2 separate regions of the Homo sapiens genome follow, and region 2 is linked to region 1. Evidence: read pairs that join two places in POLR2A ChIA-PET (ENCODE). Cell type or tissue: A673. All regions are shown on one strand. Each heading gives the region's core, and the rest is flanking DNA. Links, peaks and the distances in the headings are about the cores only.

Evidence for each region. ChIA-PET counts read pairs that join two places held together with the same protein. Peaks named below come from ENCODE experiments on the same cell type or tissue, not always from the same donor. Only the 100,000 strongest peaks of a DNase experiment are listed, where the experiment ranks them.
Region 2: POLR2A ChIA-PET joins it to region 1 with 15 read pairs; 3 of 35 experiments call an interaction of 5 or more read pairs at or near these places.

Annotation. Positions count from the first base shown.
Region 1 is chr1:13,864,811-13,872,759 of GRCh38, forward strand. No RefSeq gene overlaps it. Among named protein-coding and RNA genes, the nearest start is that of PRDM2, 170 kb to the left of the region's middle. In A673, for the core only: no CTCF peak of the experiment used is centred there; a DNase peak (open chromatin) is centred at 4,781.
Region 2 is chr1:13,923,509-13,931,457 of GRCh38, forward strand. It overlaps a transcript of KAZN not described here. Among named protein-coding and RNA genes, the nearest start is that of PRDM2, 230 kb to the left of the region's middle. In A673, for the core only: a CTCF peak has its summit at 6,846 (motif pointing right); no DNase peak of the experiment used is centred there.

The sequences.
Region 1 (7,949 bases), core at 1,722-6,721:
GTCTTTTGCTTATAGCAGTTTATCGAGGACTGGCCACGAAGAGCATTTTCTACTTTCTTGGCCCTGGAGCTGGCAGTTCGCATTGAAGTGTCAGCAGTGAGCAAAGTCACCAGCACTTGGAGATGGGCCTGTAAAGTGAGTCAGTGTGGCCAATCCATTCCCACTGGGCACATTCAAGCTTGAGTACTTTTCTCTGAGGAGCTCATTACTGTGGGGGTAGGGAGGCAGTTTCAGGCAGTTTCATGTAAACATGAACGAGAAACCACTTTGCCCGCTACTAGAATTTGGTTAAGGAGATTTAACTAGTTCTGGGGAACCAGAACTCCCTGGGAAGCTGTGTGTAAAATGTGCTTGTGTGTAGGCACGCATGCTAACTTTTTGGAGGAGAGGGTCCCTGGTTTTTAGGAACCAATAGGGGTCTACAATATCCAAAAATACCCATTGAATTGTGTTGTGAATTCTGAGCTTCTTAAAAATGAAGAAGTGGTGTTAGCCACATAACTCTGAATTTACTAAAAACTATTGAATTGTATGTTTAAATGGGTAACTTGCACATATGTGAATGATAGCTCAAGAAAGCTTTTAAAAACTAACCCTTGGGCTGGGTGCGGTGGCTCATGCCTGTAATCCCAGCACTTTGGGAGGCCAAGGCCGGCGGATCACAAGGTCAAGAGTTAGAGAGCAACCTGGCCAACATGGTGAAACCCCGTCTCTATTAAAAATACAAAAATTAGCTGGGCGTGGTGGTGCATGCCTATAGTCCCAGCTACTCAGGAGGCTGAGGCAGGAGAATCACCTGAACCTGGGAGGTGGAGGTTTCAGTGAGCCAAGATTGCACCACTGCACTCCAGCCTGGCAACAGAGCGAGACTCTGTCTCAAAAAAAATAAATAAATAGAAATAAAAAGTAAAAAGTAACCCTTTAGTACTAACCTATTTTTGAGCTGGGGATTGCCTGAACGATGGGCTCATCTTGGGTCCTCAGTGAATTTGGGTATTATTGAGCTTCTTGGGATGTCATTGCCTGATACCCAAATACAGTCATTTGGTGGTGCTTCTAAGTGAGTTATTGGCTTTCAGTCCTGGACCGAGGACCATATCTAATCCCATGATGAGTAGAAGAAAAAGCTTATTTCATTTGCTGCCCTAAGAATGATTGTAGTTCTGGTAATGGGTGAAGATATGAGTGCACTGAAAGTTTAGCCAAAATCCTTCACTTTAATGAGCCTCAGTTCCCTCCAGCTGGTACTTGTCACCCTGTTAAGTGATCAGGACTCAAGATATTTTGTATTATTTGGGGGGAACTGCTATGTAGTGATATTGGGGACTATTGCACTCAAACTGAAACAAAAATCAGGAAAAATTAACGTTGGACCCTCCTGGGATCCTACAGAACACATCAGGCAATTAGGGGGTCAACATAGCGAGCATTAAGTAAAAATAAGTCGAATCTATCTTGTGTGTAGCCATAAAAATGCAAGCGTGCCCATATCCTGTTCATGGCTAATTCTTGGGTGGCTTCCATCACAGCTGCACAGAGTCTGAGCATGTGACCATGGCCTGGGTGGCCCTCTCACCTTGGCCCATTGCTCTGTTCCACCTGCTCCATGCCACATGCCCCTCCTAGCCCACCATGCTCTTTTTTCGTCTTTGAAGCTTTGTTTATGCTCCTTAGGATCACTCCGTTCCTCCTAGCCAGCTCCTCTTCTTTTCCACTCTGTAAAAGTTTGCCTGCTATTGTCTCTTCCAAGAGTCCTCCATGGCCCTGCAGAGTGCTTAGGTATCCTACTCCCAGCTTCTTACCATCACTTCCTTTACCACCCTGTGCCATTTGTAATGCCACTTCCTTACACCCATGTGCGCTTGTGTGGGCAGGAGGCTTTTTGAAGCTGTAGTGCCCTAAGTTACTTATACACAAAAATCCTGCAACTGCTCTCTCCCTGGGTAGTAGCTACTCTTGTAGCTACCCTCATTGAAGAGGTCAGTGAGAGCCAGGTCTGCCTGGAGATGGGGTAGAGGAGGCCCCACTGAGACTTGTGCTCTAGAGAACAGCTGGCTCCATATTCTGGAATTCAAGGGCTATGTTAGTTTCCTAGGGCTGCCACGACAAATTTTCATAAACTGGGGGGCTTAAAACAGCAGAAACTTATTCTCTCACATTTCTGGAGGTCAAAAGTCCTAAGTCAAGGTATCAGCAGGGCCATGCTCCCTCCGAAAGCTCTAAAGGGGGGTCATTCTTTGACCCTTCCAGCTGCTGGTGATGGCCAGCAATCCTTGGTGCTCCTTCCCTTATGCAACTCCAATCTCTGCCTCCATCTGCACGTGGCCTTTCTCCTGTGTGTCCCTGTGTCCAGATTGCCTTCCTCTTACAAAGGCACTAGCTACTGAGTTAGCGTCATATCCTAATTTGATGTAGGGGGGATGTGGCCCACCGTAATCCAGTATGACCTCATCTTAACCTGACTACATCTGCAAAGACCTCATTTCCAAATAAGGTCACATTCACAGTTTCCGGGCAGACATGGATTTTTTGGTGGGTTACCGTTCAACCCAGTCTATAAGTTCCTCCTTCATATGTTCCCCCTTCACTAAATAGTTCATGCATCCTCTCATTTGCCAGCTTTAAAAGCCTGGAAGTCACTCATAATATTCTTTCTTCCCCCTCTTTATTCTATCTCTGAAACAGATCCCACATGGATCACATTTGTCTGTCTTTCCATTTCTTCCTGACCACCCTGGCTGGGGCTACGATCATCAGAATGACTTTCTTTGCTCCTCCTGTTGCCTTACTATCGCCCATCCTCTCTTCTGCAGCTGGGGATATCTGTTTGAAACTTAAATCAGGATGCTACTTGGATTGACCCTTCCAAAGCCTGCCCATTGTGCATTACAGAAAACCCGAAAGACTTATGGCTTGTGAGGCTCTATGTGGTCCAGCTGCTGCCTCCTGTCCCAGCATCACTTCCGGCCACTCTACCTCTGGCTATGCTCCAGCCACAGTGACACCTTTCGGTTCCCAGAACATATTTGCATGTCCTTTCCTTAGCACGTGTCCTGCCTGTCCTCCTGCAACCCCCAAAGCCTACCCCTTTAACCAGCTAATTAACCAATCATGCAGGTATTCGCTTCAATGCCACTCTCTTGATTTAAACACTTCTCTGACCGCTGAGTCTACAGGGGTACCCCTATCAATCTCATTATGCCCTTTGTGGGGACGATGCACTTGTCCCTTGCAATTATGCTTCTGTGATTGCCTGTTTAATCTATGTCCACCCTGTTACACTATTAGCTCCATGAAGGCATGGGTCATCTTGTTCACAGCTGTATCCCTTGTACCTGGAAGAACATCTGGCACAGATATTTGCAGGAATTAATCTTAGCCATCACTTCCCCGTCTCCCCAGTTATTTCTTCGCTCATTAGATATTCAAGTGCCCTTTCCATGCTTGACCTTGTGCAGCACTAGGGAAGATAGATGTGTGGCACTCAATCTCCTTTCTGTGTTGTACTGGGACTCTTCCTTTTTTACACAGTGTCCTGTGGCTGGTTGGAGGAGGCCTCACGCTGTACAAAAACACGTGCATTGGACATGCGTCTTGCAGCTACAGGCCCCTGTGGCCTACTTTTCTGTGCTGTTTTAGGTTCCTTCCTCCTTGGCTCCTAGTGTGCCTATGAGACTTCTCAGCTCTCAGGGACAAATCCAGGAGGAGCGGGCTGTGGCCCCAGGAACCTCCTTCTGGAATCCTGGCATGACTGAGTTACTCTTCTCAGGGTGGGCACTATCCTAGAGACCTAGCACCTGGATTTGATTTATGCCCTACCATTAAAAGGTGCTGATAATTTTCTAGGTGAGGGATTGAGGCCTGCAAAAGGTCAGAGTTTCACACTGTGTGGCCCAGCCCCTCCTGGCCAGGGAGTTTGACTCTGGAGATGACGCTCTTAGCTGCCCCACTGTCACCATCTGGGTTCTCCGGGATGTAGACTTCAGGCCAGAATTAATACTAAGGGAGGTTTTAGGGAAGTGCTCTTGGGGCCCACCTTAGGGAGGAGGTAGAGTCAGGACTGGACAGAGGGAGAAGTTCATTACCATGAAGGACCCACAGCCTGGCTGACCCCACAGGTTTCCTGGAAGCTGAAATGACTTGTTGGAGTGCCCCACGTAGAGCCAGAATGGCCAGGCCATCTTTAGATATGAGGAGTGGAGGGTTCGTGGGGACAGCGGGAGGAGGGTGGGAGTAGGAGGGATGTGCCCTTTGGCCTCTCTGCAGCTGAGGCCATCCTGCAGGAACTTTAGCACCAATAGCAGCCCAGCAGCCAGCCCTTTCTGGAAGGAGGGATCTGGGATCTCATCTGCTACACTCTTTCCTCCTACTCGCTTTTTGTGGATAATTCTAGAACTTTCCACCACTTATCTGTAAGTGGAGTTTTTCTCACCTTAAATAATTGTTGCAGTTCTTGAAAGTGAAATATCCTTTAAAAATTGCTAGTGGTCATTTCAAGGATAATCTGGCCCAACCAGCTGTATCATCCCAAAGCTTTTAGACTTTTTTATCTGTCAAAGCCAAGGGCCATCTGCTCAGTGTGGCAGAGAGGGCTGTGGAATGGTGGCAAACCAAGACTCTTGATAAGGAGTAACTTAAAGGGGATTGTTTGCAACGTAGGAGCCCCTTAGTCTGAATGCAGAGCTAAGTTAGTAGTTAAGCAGAATGAATGGAAAAGGAGCATGAAGAGAAAAACCCAGCTGAGTTTCTGCTAAGTAAAAAGTCAGCAGGGGGCCACCCCATGCATTCTAGCTGCCCTGGTGATCTGCCACGGGAAACTTGTCCTGTCTCCTCCCACCTCCTGGAAGAGCTGAGAAGTCATTCTTATCTGGGAAATCAAACGTAATTCTTCATCTATATCAGGGAATGGCAAACTTGTTTTGTACGTATATTGTTCTGTATGTACATTCCGTAAATGTACATTTATAGAACATACGTATATTCTTCACAGTTATATCTAAATTGACATTAAAAAAATGAAACTGTCCTGTTCCTTCTCTGTGTGACCAGCCAGCACCATTAAGCTATTGCTATGTGCCAGGCTCTGAATAAGTGCTTTGAATAGCATCTTTCTTTCTTTCTTTCTTTCTTTCTTTCTTTCTTTCTTTCTTTCTTTCTTTCTTTCTTTCTTTCTTTCTTTCTTTTTAACTTTTAAGTTTAGGAGTACAAGTACAGGTTTGTTACATAGGTAAACTTGTATCATGGGGATTTGTTGTACAGATTATTTCTTCACCCAGGTATTAAGCCTAGTATCCATTAGTTACTTTTCCTGATTCTCTCCGCCTCCTACCCTCTACCCTTCAAAAAGGCCTCAGTGTGTGTCGTTCCCCTCTATGTTTCCATGGGTTCTCATCGTTTAGCTCCCACTTGTAAGCGAGAACATGCGGTATTTGGTTTTTTGTTCCTGTGTTAGTTTACTAAGAATAATGGCCTCCTGTGTCCTGCAAAGGACATGATCTTGTTCTTTTTTGTGGCTGTATAGTATTTCATGGTGTATATGTACCACAGTTTCTTTATCCAGTCTATCACTGATGGGCATTTAGGTTGATTCCACGTCTTTGCTATTGTGAATAGTGCTGCAATGAACATACATGTGCATGTGTCTTTATAACAGAACTATTTATATTCCTTTGGGTATATACTCAGTAATGGGATTGCTGGGTCAAATGGTATTTCTGTCTTTAGGTCTTTGACGAATCACCACACTGTCTTCCACAATGGCTGAACTAATTTACACTCCCACCAACAGTATATAAGTGTTCCTTTTTCTCCACAACCTTGCCAGCGTCTGTTATTTTTTGACTTTTTAATAATCACCATTTTGACTGGTGTTAGATGGTATCATAGTGTGGTTGTGATTTGCATTTCTCTGATGATCAGTGATGTTGAGTTTTTTTTCATATGCTTGTTTGGACACATGTATGTGTTGTTCTGAAAAATATCTGTTCATGTCCTTTGCCCACTTTTTTATAGTTGTTTTTTTCTTGTAAATTTGTTTAAGTTTCTTACTGTGCACAGGGTATTTGATGGAATCCTTACAACCCCATGAGACAGGATGCACCCCTTTTTCATAAGATAAAAACCAAGATTTAGAAAAGTTCACCAAATTGCTGGGAGCTACACAAATAGAGAGCAGGAAATAACAGAATTCTGTCCTGGGTCTGATTCTACAGCTGTTAACCTTGCTCCCTATACCTCCTGTTAGAGCAGGATTCCTGTCTGTGCTTCCTCTGCGTGCTCCTGACCACGTACAGTTTCCTTCCTGGGGGGGAGTTGGCTGGGAAGGCGAGTGAGCATTGTGGTCACTGTGTTTCATGGGTGAGCAAGTAAGCCACCAACTAGACTAGAACCAGCACACATTGGCCAAATATGGCCCATGGCTCTCGAATGGTCTTTACATTTTTATTAATTTATTTATTTTTAACTTTTATTTTAGGTTTGGGGTACATGTGAAGGTTTGTTACATAGGCAAACACGGGTTGTACATATTACATATTGTACATATTATTTCATCACCCAGGTATTAAGCCCAGTACCTAATAGTTATCTTTTCTGTTCCTTTCCCTCCTCCCACCCTCCCCCATCAAGTAGACCTCAGTGTCTGTTCTTCCCTTCTTTGTGTTCCTAAGTTCTTATCATTCAGCTCCTGGGTTTTTACATTTTTAAATGGCTGAGAAAAAAATCAAAAGAAGACTACTTTGTAACACATGAAAATTACATGACATTGAACTTTCAGTGTCCATAAATAAAGTTTTATTGGTACACACCCATGCTGATTTGTTTACACGCCATCCATGGCTGCTTTTGTGCTATGACAGCAAAGTGGAGTACTTGCAACAGAGACTGGATGGCTTGCAAAATATTTGCTATCTGGCCCTTTGCACAAAAATTTTGTTGACTCCCGATCTAAGATGAAGAATGATGTTTGATCTCTCAGATAAGAATGACTTTCTAAGCTCTTCTGGGAAGTGGGAGGAGATGGGACACTTTTCAGGGGGCAGATCCAAAGGGCAGCTGGATACGAAGTCGGATTAATTGAATTATATATATGCTTATATGCATTGTTCTGGAACATTCTTTGCAGTAACCAGGGACTTGTTTTTCAATAGGTCTTGAGCGAATGTCTCTGTGGTGGCTGTGCTCTGATGAATTAGTGCTTTTCCTGCAAGCTCTTGCCTTGAAACCTGATGTGTTTCTATTATGTCATGTTCTTCTCCAAGTGCTGGCACCCCTGAGCAGCTTTGTCAGTACAGGATGCTTGTCAATTTGACAGCTCTTGCCACAGCAGATCAAAGAAGCATTACTTAGTGATTAGCACGAGGAGTTTCTACTCAATAAACCAGTGAAGAGCTGCCATGTACCAAGCCCTGCACTAGGTGCTGAGGGCATGAAGGTGAGTGACAGCCACTGTTCTTAGGCCGTCACTACATGGAGTGATGGGTGAGATGTCAGAGGATCTTAGGATTCTTTGGTTGTAAGCAACAGAAGAAGATTCTGGCTAATCTCAGCCAAAGACCGTGCATAGGGAGGCTATGGAATAATTCACAGGAGAAGCTGAGCAGCCAGGCTCACAAAGGACAGGGATACATAGCTCTGGGGACCTAAAGAGAGGAAATACAGTCAGTCTCTTCTGGAGTCTATGCCATTGGGACAAATTTGTTCTCACCATTTTTCTCAACTTCATCAACATCAGGTTGCCTCAGCATGAGAATCTGGCTTGACCTCAGTTCTGTGTCCACTTCTTTGCCTAGAAGAGAACAAGATTCATGATTGACAGTGTGCCAAGGCTGTTGCAGGGGTGCAGGGGACTTCCCAAAGGACATGAGGTTCTGTTGTTGGAAAAAGGAGTAAGTGCTGTTGGGCAAGGAAAACCAGGTTCCGCATTATGGAAGCATAGAGGAAGATGCCCA
Region 2 (7,949 bases), core at 2,569-7,568, 60 kb after region 1:
CTTGCAGTGAGCCGAGATCGCGCCACTGCACTCCAGCCTGGGTGACAGAGCGAGACTCCATCTCAAAAAAAAAAAAAAAAAAAATATAATTACTGTTTGTTAAGTGGAAGTGGATCATCATAAAGGTCATCATCCTTGTCGCCTTCATGCTGAGTAGGCTGATGAGGAGGAGGATGAGGAGGGGTTGGTCTCGCTGTCTTAGGGGCGGCAGAGGCAGAAGAAGTGGTGGAGGTGGAAGGGGAGGAAAGGCAGGCACACTTGATGTCACTTTTATTGAAATATATGCTATGTAAGTGGACCCATGCAGTTCAAAGCTGTGTTGTTTGAGGGTCCACTATAGTTAAATCCTAGGAAATGTCCAGTTGATGTATAGTTAAATCCTAGGATTTGCTGATGGATTGAATGCTGGGGAGTGAGGGCAAGAGAAGAGTGGATGCTGACCATGCGGGTCTCCCCTGGATGGCCCGTCGGGCAGAGTGGCCTTTGGCTGAGAGAATAGAGAATGGATGGGAGGGCCAAATATGGGGTGGTGGGGAAGAGCAGTGATTTGGTTTTGATAATGTTCTCTCTGTACTTTTGTTTTTTTCATGGCTCACTGCTTCCCAGTGCCATAAACTCAATCTGCAAGCACTGGCTCAGTTATTCTTTGAGATTTTTATCATCCAAAGATAGCTAGAACTGGAAAAGGCCCCTCAAGGTAAATCCATGTAAATGAAGGCTAAAAACTCAAAGGTATGGCTTAAAAGATAGAAGACTTAGCAGTAAAACTGTAATTAAAAAATTTTAAATAATTTTTTGATGTAGCAAAATTTATGTGGGTATGAAGGGGACTTCAACTTCAGTAATATTTTCTTTTATTAAAATACACTGAAGCAAATAAAGTGATCATGTTTTAATTCTAGGCGGTATAGTTCTTTTTAAAAAACAGCTTTATTGAGATTTAATTTATATATTGTGAAAGGAAAATAAATCTTGGGGCCCCAATATCACTAATCTAAAGGGAAAAGTCAAGCTGGGAACCGCTTAGGGCAAACCTGCCTCTGATTCTATTCAGTCATCCCTGTGCTCACTGAGATAAATGCATATCTGATTGCCTCCTTTGGAGAGGCTCATCAGAAACTCAAAAGAATACAACCATTTGTGTCTTATCTACCTATGACCTGGAAGCCCCCTACCCCACTTTGAGTCATCCAGCAATTGCTTCGAGTTGTCTCGCCTTTCCAGACTGAACCAGTGTTCCTCTTCCATACGTTGATTGATGTCTTATTTTTCCCCAAAATGTATAAAACGAAGCTGTGTCTGACCACCTTGGGCACATGTCGTCAGGATCCCCTGAGGCTGTGTCATGGATGCGGGTCCTCAACCTTGGCAACATAAACTTTCTAAATTAACTAAGACCTGTCTCAGATACTCAGCGTTCACAATATCATACAATTCACCCATTTGACGTGTACAATTCAGTGATTTTTAGTATATTCACAGGTGTATGCCACCATCAACAAAGTCAAATTTAGAGCATTTTTATCAGCTCACATAGAACCCCATACACTTTAGGTCTCACCCACTCCATATCCCCAGATTCCTTCCACCCCGGGCGACCACTCATCTGCTTTCTGTTTCTATGTATTTATCTATTCTGGACATTTCACAGCGATGGGATCATAGATTACGTGGTCTTTTTGTGACTGGCGTCTTGCACTTTGCTTAATGTTTTCGAGTAATTTCAGATACAATCCGTGTTCCTGCATGTATCAGTGCTTTATTCCTTTTTATGGCTGGTATAGTTCTTTATACTTTGCCATAGTTTTGAAAGAGTCACCACTTGGCAGGATAATCTAATGTGGTTATGTTGAAAGGATGTTCTTATCTGTGAGAGCTAAATAAAGTGTCAAAGGGGGATGGGAGTATGGGTGGTTGGAAAAGGCCTCAATGTGGCAGTGACTTTTGGGCAAAGATCTGAAAGAGATGTGAGTACCTGGGAGATGGTGCTCCAGGCAGATGGGATGGGAGGTCTAAAGACCCTGCGATAGATTAAGGAATGTCCCGGTAGGCAATGAATGAGGAGAAAATAGCAGGAAGTGAGGCCCGAGAGGCACTGAGCTGGGGTAGGCTATGGAGATCACTTGGGACCTTGTAGACTGTTGAAGGGAATTTAGATTTTGTTATGGGTGAAAGGGGAAGCTGGGAATGCAGAAGTACCTTGACTGACATACAAGTTCAAGGAGCTCTCTGGCCAGCGGTTGAAAATGGACCATAAGCACTAGAGGACAGAGGCAGAGAGTCCAGGTTGGGAAGAGTGGGTGTGACCATGAATTGGACTCAAGCACTGGGAGTTGCAAATAGAGTTGGGATCCATTTCAAAAATAGTTCTTGGAGGATTTGCTGATGATTGAAGTTGGGGAGTGAGGGCAGAAGAGTGAATGACCATGAGGGTCTCCCCTGGGTGGCCCATAGGATGGAGTGGCCATTGACTGAGATGGTAGAGACTTGGGAGGGGCACATATGGGGTGGTTGGGGGACAGAGCGTGATTTGGTTTTGATAATGGTTTCTCTCTCCCTTTGTTTTTTTTCATTTCAAAGGATCTAGTTCTCATTTGAGTCTTCACTAATGAGTCACTTCTCCTAGGAAGCTTTCACCAATTCTCTCCCAAACTGAGTTGGGGTCTTGCTGACTCCGACAGCACTTCATGCTTCCCTATGCCCTGGCTCACCGTGCTGTTACTACCCAGAGTGGGCAGGACTAGGACACACCAGGCTGGCTGTCTGCCCTGGCTGGCTGAGACCACCAGTGAACACTGCACCTCCCTGCTGGGAGAATAGGGGCTCACTCTTAGTGTGGTGGCAACTCTGCCTATGTGAGCTGGAGGTGCTTTCTTTTCTTACCCTGAAATTTTCGAATTCCATGTTTAGGACAAGAATGAAGCAATGAACAGTCTCCACTTGTGTTTCTGAGTCACCCGATGGCTTCCTCCCACATTTCCCCTGCCTTTTCCCTATTTTCAAGTCCCCTTTGCACAAAGGCATGTACACGTGTAGCCAGTGACATTGGGTCCTGATTACAGTGAAGCTTACAGGTCCTTGTTATTAATGAGTAAAAATAACCAGGCAATGAAAATAAGAAAGGAAGATTTATCTTTAAGAGTTAAAAAAAAAAAAAAAATCTCCTGGGAACTTCAGTGCATGACAGCCATAAATGGCTGTAAATTTTCCCAAGCACAAATCAGTATCTTAAGGTGACAAAATGCTGGCTGGAGTGACATATCATATTTGATACTGGGGTGACAGTTAAAATAGCATCCTCCATATTTGCTATTTTTCCAAGTTAGGGCTTCAAAGGGAATAGCTAGGGAGACAAGAAACATTTATCATCTATGATTTTTGCTCCCTTTCAAAGGTTAACCTTGCTATGGTGCTCAAAGAAAAAAACCTGCAAAAATATGTGTTTTAAATATGCATTTGTCGTAAAGTGCCTAAAATCCCATGTCACTCGGCCCTTTGTTTTCCATGAAAACCCTCATGCAAGATTCTGTCATTGTAGCGTGGCAGCTATGCTAAAAAAGAGATGTCACATTTTCAGTTTCATCAAGCAGGATTCTTGTTTTTGTGTGTGACCCAATTTCCGTGTTCTATAAAGCCCTTTCAGAAATCTTTTAAGATCATAATAATGCAGTCCTGGGTTTTGTTAATAGAAGTACAATATCAAGGTGCCTGTGTCTTCCCTGGAATGAACCTGGTCCTAGTGCAGTTGGAGAAGAAAGACACTGAGGAACTAGAAGGTCACACAGGGACCCTGAAGCAGGTTTGGAAGACTTTCTGTATAAAACAGAGCTGAGCACAGTGGGGCATTACAGAGAGGGCTTAAAATGGGGCCTGGGAGCTGTTTACAGACACCTAAAAGGGTTTGAGCAGGAGGAAGTATTTTTTTCTGCTCATCACATCAGAAGACAAGGTTAGGAATAGCTGGGCAAAGAACCATCAGAGGTGGGTTAGGAGTTTGGTCTGTGTCCCAGGCAGACCTATGTCCAAATCCCAACTTCACTTTTATCCACTTTGGACCTATGTTCAAATCCCAATGGTACTGTTGCATTCTTTGATTCAGTGGCTCTTGGTGGAGGATCTCTTTTGAGCCAGGCATGTTTTTAGGCATGGAAAATACAGTGGATGCAGGATGGAGAAGTTTCCTGCCCCAAGAAGCTTGCATCTTAGTGGGAATCCAAAAGCTAGATCCATATTCTGATATTTAGAAGGTCGCATAGCAACTGAAACAGAGAGGAAACTGGATGTGTGGAGCGGAAGAGACACAAGTACAGGGTGCTCAGAGGCTGCCCTGCAAGGGGCCACATTTGGGCTGAGACCTGAGTGATGGAAAAGATATGGTCACATGAACATCAAGGAGGAGGGCATCCCAGGCAGGGGCAGGGCCCCTGCAAAGATTCTATGGTGGGAACAAGCCTGGCAGTGGGTTCAAGGAACAGAAAAGAGAGCCGAGTCAATGGCAGAGGTGAAATTCCAGCTTGGCTCCATCCAATTTCAGAGCTGAAACTGTTAACCACAGAGCTAAGCTACACATACTGGAGGAAGCAGAGGGTGTGTTTGTATGCAGTGGTCAGAAATTTCATTGCTCAGGTTTTGCGGAGAAGATCAGGTTCCTGTAAACTAATAGCCTGTGACTTTAAAAATGTGCCATACCTGGGGTTCTCCTGAAAGTGCTTTCTCATATAGTTAAGAAACTTGGGTGGAGATCCCGTTGTGTTACTTCCTTTTGCTGGGTCCTTCTGGATCATGTATGATGATGATGATGACAGTGGTGACATTGATGATGACAACTGTAACCATAGTAACAGCTTCTCTGAGAACTTGTTATATACCTGGCACTCTGTGTATTATCTCCCTGAATTCCTATTTTTCTTTTCTTATTGTTCTGTTAACACTGAAGCTTAGAAAGGGTAAGTGACTTGCCCAAGGTCACACAACATCAGTATGGCTTCTGAAATCATGCTTGTCACTAGTTTTCTGAATTGCAAATCAGGAGAAAATGAGTTGGAAAGTAGAGTTTAGAAACTCACTATTCCCAAGACACTGTTGCCTGTACAATGTGTGATTAACATAATAAAAAATTCAGGACATGATTTTTGTCCTGAATAAAATATTGATCCAGCAAGGCTCTGCATGGGGATGATGGTCAGAAGCATACATGGGCATATTTTGGGGAAAGAAAGAGTAACTTCTAGGTAGGAGAATTCTTTAAAGCATTGCCTTTTCACAAAATATTTTGATCTTTAATTTTGCTGAGTACATGCCTTGGAGTGAAAAACAAAATGCTCCATTTGAAGAAATCTTTTTTTTTTTTCCCTGATCTCTAATTTTGGAGAAAGAGCTCTAACAGGCGATAGATTCTAATCTTTGTTGTGTGCTCAAACAAGTTGTGAATTAGAGAGACTTCTCCTCCTGGGAATTAGTAGCTTTCTGCTTTGTAAAATAGATTTGAGAAGCCAGAGCTGGGCCAGCTGAGGGCCAAGGTCTAGTTCAGCTTCAAGGCTTTTTTTTTTTTTTTTTTTTTTTAAGAGACAGGGTCTTACTCTGTCACCCAAGCTGGATTGCAGTGGCAGGATCATAGCTCACTGCAGCCTCGAAATCCTGGGCTCAGGCAATCTTTCCACCTCAGCCTCCCAAGGAGCTGGGATTACAAGCACGAGCCTGGCCCAAGGGTCTTTGATTCTAAGGTGGAGTTGGGCCCCTTGGACCCAGGAGTGGCACCTGAGAGGCACTTATCTGTGTTTTGTCTTGAACGTGTCTTGATTTAATCCAGTTAAAAACTCAGGCTGCTGGCGGGCATACCTTATACATTCATTGGAGAGCGAGGTTGACTCCCACTGTGCGCTCTTCATCTTCATGACTGCATTCAGGATCCCAAGGAAGAGATGGATTGTCTGGGAGGCACACTGCAGCTCAGAAGCCTGCAGCCATCCATCATTGCGACACCTTCTTTATGGGCAGAATGACTTTGGTGATGCTCACATCAATGTCAGCCTGGGGCTTTGGTGCTAGCCTTGAGCCTGACATCTGGGGGCACTTTGAGCAGCTACTAAAGGTCTACTCATGGTTAATAAAGGGATCACATGAATGAGATAAAATATGTGAACTAATTGGGAAGAAACTGGGGAGTCTAGCCACAGGAGGGCGTGTGGTTGGCATAGGAAAGGGATGGGGGCTGGGAAGTGTTTGATATTTTCTGGGAAAAGATCCAATGCAGAGAAGGGAGAGAATTAAACTAACAGGTAGAATGTATTAAGTGTTTGCTACGACCAGACCTTGTGCTAAATGCTTTGCGTGGGCCATTTTCATTAAATCCTCGTAGCAACTGCCTGCAGTAGGTATTATTGTTATATCCATTTGATAGGTGGGGAGGCTGAGGCACTGAGTGTTTGAGTCACTTCCTCCATGGTCACAATCTTGGTTGGTTGGAGCCAGAATTTGAACTCAGGCAATCAGTCTTTAGAGTCTAACGCTTAACCATTTCCCCCTACTGCTTCCTTATTTCCCCTTCTCTGTATATTATATAGCCACACTGTTTGCCATGTGACTTTGCTATGCGTCTCAGTAGAGATGGGGAACATCCTGCCCCCTCTTCCTACCGATTGATGTTGAACTTGGTCAGAAGATTTGATGTGGCCAATCAAGTGTTGGTGGATGTGATTCAATTACAGACTTTAAATGTGCTGGCATGAGTTAGCTCCAAGTCTCACGTTTCTGCTACCTGTTATGAAAAGGACAAGCCCCGGGGAAGCTGCTTCTCCATGCAGTAGACCTGAACCCCACCTGTAGCCTGAAGCCAGGGTGAACCACCAGCAGAGGGCAGCCTACCTGTCGACCCACAAATGAGAAATAAGTGCTTCCTATAAGCCATTGGTTTTGGCTATTGTCACATGTCATTATTACAATGGGATACAATGGGATCCCTGATACAATGGAATCTACTAAGCCATTTTCCCCCTTTTTCCCTTTCTCTTGTCTCCCCTTCCATTGAGCATCTACTTTGTGATGCTACTATGTGGTGCTGTGCTAGGGCTGGGGAAACAGACACAGACCCAGTCCTCATAAATCCCAGTCTTATGGGGGAGTTGGTTAATAGGCAGACAAATTAAAATGCTATATTTGAAATATAAGAAAAGCATAAAAGTCACTGACTTAGTCATTGGAGAAGGTTTTACCAAGGTAGGAACCTTTGGCCTGGGTTTTGCAGGATTCATAGGAGTTTACCAGAGCTGATAGTCTAGAGTAAAGGAAGTGCTGGGTTTAATAATCTCTGCATCCCTGGTCATCCCGTAACAGCCACTCAGTCTTGGTTTGGAGAGAGAACACTCCAGTGGTCCTTAGGGGGTCCTGGACTGACCCCTCTTGGCCTGTCAAGATAATGCCCACAGATCTGCCCCATGGCCTTGTGGGTCCTGGCTCTATACCTCCAGTGTCTTACCTACCACCCCTGACCCCTACAAGTCTGTCTTATGTGTCTGGACTTGAATGAAACAGGAAGCAGATCCCTCAGGTTCCCAGTAAAATCTTGTGGTCAGAGCATCTGTGTACAAAGTCCTTGGTTTTTCTCCTGATTAAATAATGAAGGGTCATTTATCTCTGTTCATGCTGGAAGAATTCAATTTTGCCAATTAATGTTAGTGAATTGCAAAATCTAAGGAAATGATAGTTTCTGCAAAATAAAAACAGTCACACTATTTTTATTACACAGCTGTAATGGTCCAGGTACATGGCTATGATTGGATTTGAAAACTGTAAACATAAATTAATAATTCTCCCTCCAAATAGCAGTGCAGCTTCCCTGACATGTTTTAATCGCTGTGCTTTGCAGTGCAGGAAAACCTGGCCGGGTGTGACTGCAGCAAATTGCTTCTTTGGGAACTGCCAATGTTTTTCAGCCAGAGGGGTGTGTGTGT